Regions from separate parts of the Mus musculus genome. Here region 2 is linked to region 1. Evidence: chromatin loops called from intact Hi-C (ENCODE). Cell type or tissue: heart. All regions are shown on one strand. Links, peaks and the distances in the headings refer to the core of each region. The heading gives the core; the rest is flanking DNA. Region 1 overlaps Zmiz1 (zinc finger, MIZ-type containing 1). Region 2 overlaps Zmiz1 (zinc finger, MIZ-type containing 1).

What was found. Hi-C counts contacts between places; a loop is a spot of excess contacts. Peaks named below come from ENCODE experiments on the same cell type or tissue, not always from the same donor. Only the 100,000 strongest peaks of a DNase experiment are listed, where the experiment ranks them.
Region 2: it touches region 1 in a loop (2.7-fold over the local background); 13 of 42 quality-filtered maps call a loop at or near these places.

The regions. Positions count from the first base shown.
Region 1 is chr14:25,515,656-25,518,564 of GRCm38, forward strand. The region is part of intron 2 of Zmiz1 (zinc finger, MIZ-type containing 1); the gene reads left to right. Among named protein-coding and RNA genes, the nearest start is that of Mir3075, 17 kb to the right of the region's middle. In heart, for the core only: a CTCF peak has its summit at 1,040 (motif pointing right); DNase peaks (open chromatin) are centred at 376, 1,216 and 1,756; H3K4me3 peaks cover 261 bases; H3K27ac peaks cover 2,297 bases.
Region 2 is chr14:25,461,842-25,464,750 of GRCm38, forward strand. The region is part of intron 1 of Zmiz1 (zinc finger, MIZ-type containing 1); the gene reads left to right. Among named protein-coding and RNA genes, the nearest start is that of Zmiz1, 4.1 kb to the left of the region's middle. In heart, for the core only: no CTCF peak of the experiment used is centred there; DNase peaks (open chromatin) are centred at 289 and 1,412; H3K4me3 peaks cover 689 bases; H3K27ac peaks cover 2,215 bases.

The sequences.
Region 1 (2,909 bases), core at 95-2,594:
GCTTCCAGCAATTCTCCCTGCCCTCCAAAGGACTAGCTGCAGACCTCTCAGGAGCTCACTGTTCTTACAGGCTGGCCCCTGTGGCCACTCCTCTCCAGCCACTTCTTCTCTCTGATGTGGGATAGAACCTGGCAGCATGCTGGGTGACGTTGAGCAGCCCCTTCCACCACCCCACTACCAGCCCTGTCCATGTCTAAGGTCTCTCCCGCTCCAAACCCTATCTATCTATCTGCCCTGGCAAGCGGAGGCAGCATCCATTTCTGCCTATGCAGAAGACCCAGTATGGTGAGGCAGAGCAGGGGGCCTGTTCACTCGCTGAGGCGTTGGTGCCAGGTGGGATGAATCAGTGATGTCGTTCATGGATGAATGCATACATGAATGGGTATACTTAGCATCTGCCCTTGGTTGCTGCTGCTGCTGCTGCTGCTGCTGCTGCTGCTGCTGCTTTTGGAGTCTCTCCAGCTTCTCGGTGCGGTGGCCGAGAGGACTGGTCAGGGCACAGTGCCAGCCTGTCTGGGTTCCTATCCTGGCGGTGACCTTGAGCTGTTTTCTTCGTGTCCCTCTATGTTTCCTCATCTTTTAAAATGGGTACAGCGTGTACTTCCCAGGATGTCATGAGACTAAATGAGTCAGTTGACATAAAGTACTTAGAATGGTACAGCTAATGGCCCTAAGTTAGTCGGTATTAACAGTTTCGTTACCATGATGATGATTGGCAAAGTTAGGGAGAAGCTGGCTGGAGACTTGGAGTTCCTGGGAGCTGTGGAGTGTTACAGGTAGAGAGGTGTCACAAGTTGTAATTGGGAGCTTCTCGCTATAAGTATTTCTGGTCAGTCATTTAAAGAAGCCTCACCAGAAATGGGATTTGGATCCCTGAGGATCCAGGAGTTTGTTCTGATTTTTCTAACTCTAAATAGGCATTTACAATTTTACATATTTTTTCAAGAGGGCCTCCAAAATGCCATAAACTTCAGCTGTCATAGACCTGAACTACAGTTTGCCACTGTGCCTGTTTCTGTGTCCCCCTTCACTGGTCCCAGTAGGAGGCACTGTCCCTCTTATTCTTGACCATGTGGTGTGCCCCAGGCTGAGCATGGCCTGAAGGATTGATTCCAGGCAGCCCACAGGGGGAAGGGGCCCTCAGAACACCTCCTGCCGGGGATGCGAATCACACCAAGGCCTGGCGCTAGGCCGAGTTGCTGCTGCTTTGCTAAGCTGAGGGCCACTGCAAGCAGGCTGAGACCTCGGTACTCTCTCTCCCTCCTCCCCTGTGTATGCTCTGGTGCGGGCACTGGAAGGCAGTTAGGCTATGGGAAGCAGGTTGCTGAGTTGTTGGGTTGTCGTTGGAGTAGCTGGCTGTGTGCCCAGTTTGGTGTCAGGGACCCTGTGTCCTGTGTCAGGTCATTGGCCTTGCTCAAAAGGATCTCCCTAGTCACCAAGACCACAGGATTCTCACTTGAAGGCTAAGGAGAAGATGGTGTCAGCCCCCTTATCAGTAATCTCAGAGTGAGGTATAAAGAGAACTCATAGCTCGAGAGGGCAGGACAGATAGAACTGGCTTCCAGAGGCTAGGCCGTTAGCTGGGGAAGACCCCTGGGTAGGCACTATGGACACTTGCTGCCTCCACTGGCATCAGGGCCTCTAGACCCTGCTCTGAGAGGGCCATTTATAACTCACAGCTGTGCGGTCCTGAGCCCAACTGACTGTGGTAAACCGATCTGGCTTCAGGAAGTCCCAACCCAAGGCCACTCCCAACCCGGCCCCATGCTCTCCTCACCTCCTGACACCCACATCCTGTTCTCAGCAGGAAGGCAGGCAGTGGGGCCCAGCCAGGGTCTCCAGCTGCAAAGCCCCAGATGGCCCTAGAACTGTGAGGCCCTAGAACCAACACCATCGAGGCCTATCCCAAAGACAAATATATAGGGAGACCAAGGTCAAAAGAAGGCTGGGGCCTGTGCTAGAGTCCACAGAATCAAGGCTCAGGAATGAGGTTGTAGCATCAGGGGTATGCTTGGAGCTCCTGGTATGATCCAAAGAGAGATTGATGCTTCTAGCCCCTGCCAACGATCACCAGAGGAGGCTGATGGAAGAAAGAGGAGGGCTTCAGGGAATCCTGGGAAAGGACACCATCTTGGATCCCAGACTTCAGCATTGCCATCTTCATCCAGTCGCCTCATTCTCTAGAGGTTCTTTACCAAGCCCAGAGATTGTGTAGGGCTAGGCATGGGCTGGAGAGAGGCTGCTGCTGAACGCTCCCAGCACCCGAGACCTAGGCTTTGTCATATGCTCAGGGCAGGCACTAACCTCTCTGCTTTGTTTTCTCTGCAAACACTCTTCTGCCAAAACTTCACTGTAGTGAGTTTGTAGAAATTTGGCCCAAGAAACTTAAGACATTTGTGACTAGATTCTAAAATCAGAACCCGAAAGAACATAAATTTTGTTTTATTTATTTATGCTGTGTATTTATTAAAGAATAAGAGAAATGCATTAGAAATACCTAACTATCTGTGGCTCTCCTCTGCTACACACTGAGTCTGGAGGATGGGGAGGTGGAGACAGGTAGACAGGTAGCCCTGAGGCTCAGCAGCTGGCCAGTCAAGCAGAACTGGTGAGCTCCAGGTTCAGTGAAAGACCCTGTCTCAAAAGACCAATGTGGAAAACCAGGTGTAGTGGCAGACACCTTTAATCCCACCACTAGGGAGGCAGAAGCGGGCAGATCTCCGTGAATTCAAGGCTAGCCTGGTCTTCAGAGTGAGTTCCAGGCAAGTCAGAGCTGGTAAGACATAGTAAGACACCATGTCTCAAAAACAAACACATACACACACACATACACACACAAAGAATATGGAGAGTGAATACAGAAGACACTCAACACTGACCTTATGTGCACACAAACGCATACAAAAATT
Region 2 (2,909 bases), core at 263-2,762, 54 kb before region 1:
AGTTGCCTGTGAGCTTTTGGGAAGTTTAGATGAGGGCGCAAGCTCATGGCCTTTCTTATCCGGACTGGTTTTTTAAGAGGTCCAAAGAAGGGGGAATTCCTGGCCCCAGAGCGAGGCAGAGGGCTTGTGAACACCCCGGAGCCTTGTGCTGACCTTTCCCTCTTCAAGAAGAGGATGTGGAGACGCCAGCATCAAACAAAAGGCACATTGAAAGCCCTATCTATCTGCCTAGGAGCGTGTGCAGCGAGGAGTGCAGTTAGAGGGAGATGGTGTTGTCCTCTGAGTTTTATGGGTTTTGGTTGTTTTGTTTTTCTCCAAAGGACAGAAGCATCACTGGCCCCAAGTCACACGGTTAGGAGACCTCATCTTCTCATACGAATCAGAAGTTTAGTCTTGGGAACTTGGGAACTGGGGCTGGGGGAGGAGCTATAGAGTTTTCAAGACTTGAGCTGCAGTTGTAAGACTTTCTGAGTACTGCTCACAGTCTCACAGAGGGGACTGGACTTATTTTTAAAAAAAAGTTTAAATAAATAGCCTTGTCTGTGCAGAAACGGCTGCTGGCTTCTTTGTGGGGACAAAATGTTCTTTTTTTATTTTTTTCATTCTAAGGGAAAGTCAGGGAGAGGGATCTAGGGCAAATGAAGAAAGACCTAGAAACTGGGGTTTGGCTCCAACACCCCCTCCAACACACACACACACACACACACACACACACACACTCTCTCTCTCTCTCTCTCTCTCTCTCTCTCTCACACACACACACACACACACACACACACACACACACACACACACATGTAACACTTCCCTAGCCATAGTAATCCCACATTTTCATCCCTGGCTACTGTTTAAATGACCCAACATGGCATAGTTGTCCACAGGTTCACTCCTATCAAGAGCTGGAAGGACCCAGCTGAGAAGATCCACAAACCTGAACTTTGTATATGTCCTCTGGGGGCAAGGGGAAGCTTGGATACCTAGTTTCAGCCCCAGGTTCATTGGGTAGTTTTGACCCAAGTCTTTGGGTAAAATGTTGTAAGAAATCTGTACAGCAGAGAGTGAATTTGGGGAAACATCTTTGGGTATGGTGGCATGATACCAGCATGGTAAGGCCTGCTGGGATAGTGACTGGGTCCCATAAATTTTCATTCATAGCTGCTCCTGTGGGTCCTTGCCAGGCCCCTGCCTCTCTTGCATCTTTATGAGATTCCTAGGGTTTTGTGTAGATAACAAAGGCTGCTGCCCTAATTACCCCTGACCCTGACCCTGTGGCTGCAGTTTCTCCTGGTGACTACTGGATCCTCTCAGCAGGACACAGTGGCCTCTACCCAAGCCCTCTCTGGGGGTTGGGGGTGGGGTGGGGTGGGAGCATCTTTGTTCTGAAGATACCCCGAGGCTGGGGTTGCCAGCCTGCCTGGGTGCATGAAGCCTGGAAGCTCCAGCCATGAGGCTGAGGTTAGGCCCTTCCTCATGGAGGCAACACACAGCCAACCTACCATAGACACTGGACAGGGGGAAAGAAAACCCTACCAGATGGCTGTGGCTTGCTAGCTGTGTGGGCCAGGAGGTCACTCTGCTGGGCCTCAGTCTCCTGATTTGTAAAATGGGTCCAAGCCCAGAACTCCTATCATCCTACATGGTTGAGGATGAGGCAGATAAAACATTTGAGTCTTCATCCTGAAAGTTACGCACACTTTTTGTGCAGAATACGTCTAGGACCAGATTGGGGTAAGGGTTGCTGGAATCCTTTTCCAGAGGCTGCTCTATTATCCTTACCTCCCTGTTAGCTTACAGCTGACTGGTAGCCTCAGCTTGCCTGCTTCCTGTGATATGATGCTTTGGGCAGCATCTGTACTTAAGGGCGGCCGTGAACGAGTTGCAGGCCTTCTGAAAGCCTGATGAACTTTTGGGCTTAAAATGCTTTGGCCTCTCCCAACCACAGACTCATTTTCCCTTAATGACCGTGAGGTCCGAGTCCTGTAGGATCTGTGTGTGCCATATCATAATGTAATGATGTGTACATGGGTGGTGGGGAGCACCCTTCCAGTGGCTGTTTCCAGCCTAACTGAGATGAGAGGAATGCAGGGGTTCTCTTCCATCGGCTCTAGGCTTGCCTCTTGACACGTTCTTCCCTTGAATTGTGTTCAACCTGGGAGGAGCTGCGTAATGAGGGTAGGGATCAGGTCGGGGATTCAGGACTGACTGACTATTCATGTGTTTAATGAGAATCCACAGAGCAAAGACGGTGGCCCACGAGGTCCAGAACTATGCAAGATACTCTTAGGAGCTCTTGTCCAGCAAGGGCTGAAAGACCAGTCCAAATAAATAATTACCCACCAGCCTCTGGCTGCCTGCCATGTGTACATGAGAAAGGGTGTGGCCATAGCCCCTTCCTTTGCCGGGTAATGGTCCATCTAGAATCGTTTTTTCCAAACTTGTTTGATCCCGTTAACAACAGTGTCAGCTACTGTATGGAATTACTTCCATTTAACAGAAAAGAAAACTGAAGCTCAGAGAGAGGTCAAGAGCTTGTGCCTAAGCCAGGACTCAACTCTAGGCCGTATAGATCCCTACATCACAGTGTATTGATCAACAGCCCCAACTATACAGGGATGTGCCACAGAAACCTGTGTGGACCGACCCCAGGGGTGGGATGAGAGAATGAGCAGAAACGGCAGTTCTTTCCAGGAAGGGGCGCAGGTAGACTTCCCTGCATCTGGCTATACAAGGTCTACGCCACTAGCAGCTCACTCGAGTTCGTTCTCTTCCCCCTGCCCCGTCCCCCCATCTAGAGCTTACACCGAACCTCAGATGCTGCCTGCCTGCCTAGGTGTTTGAATGTACCAGCTTCAGCTCTGCCTGGCCCTGGAGGAGGAAGCAAGATTGTCCCTGGGCTGCTATGGTTTCTA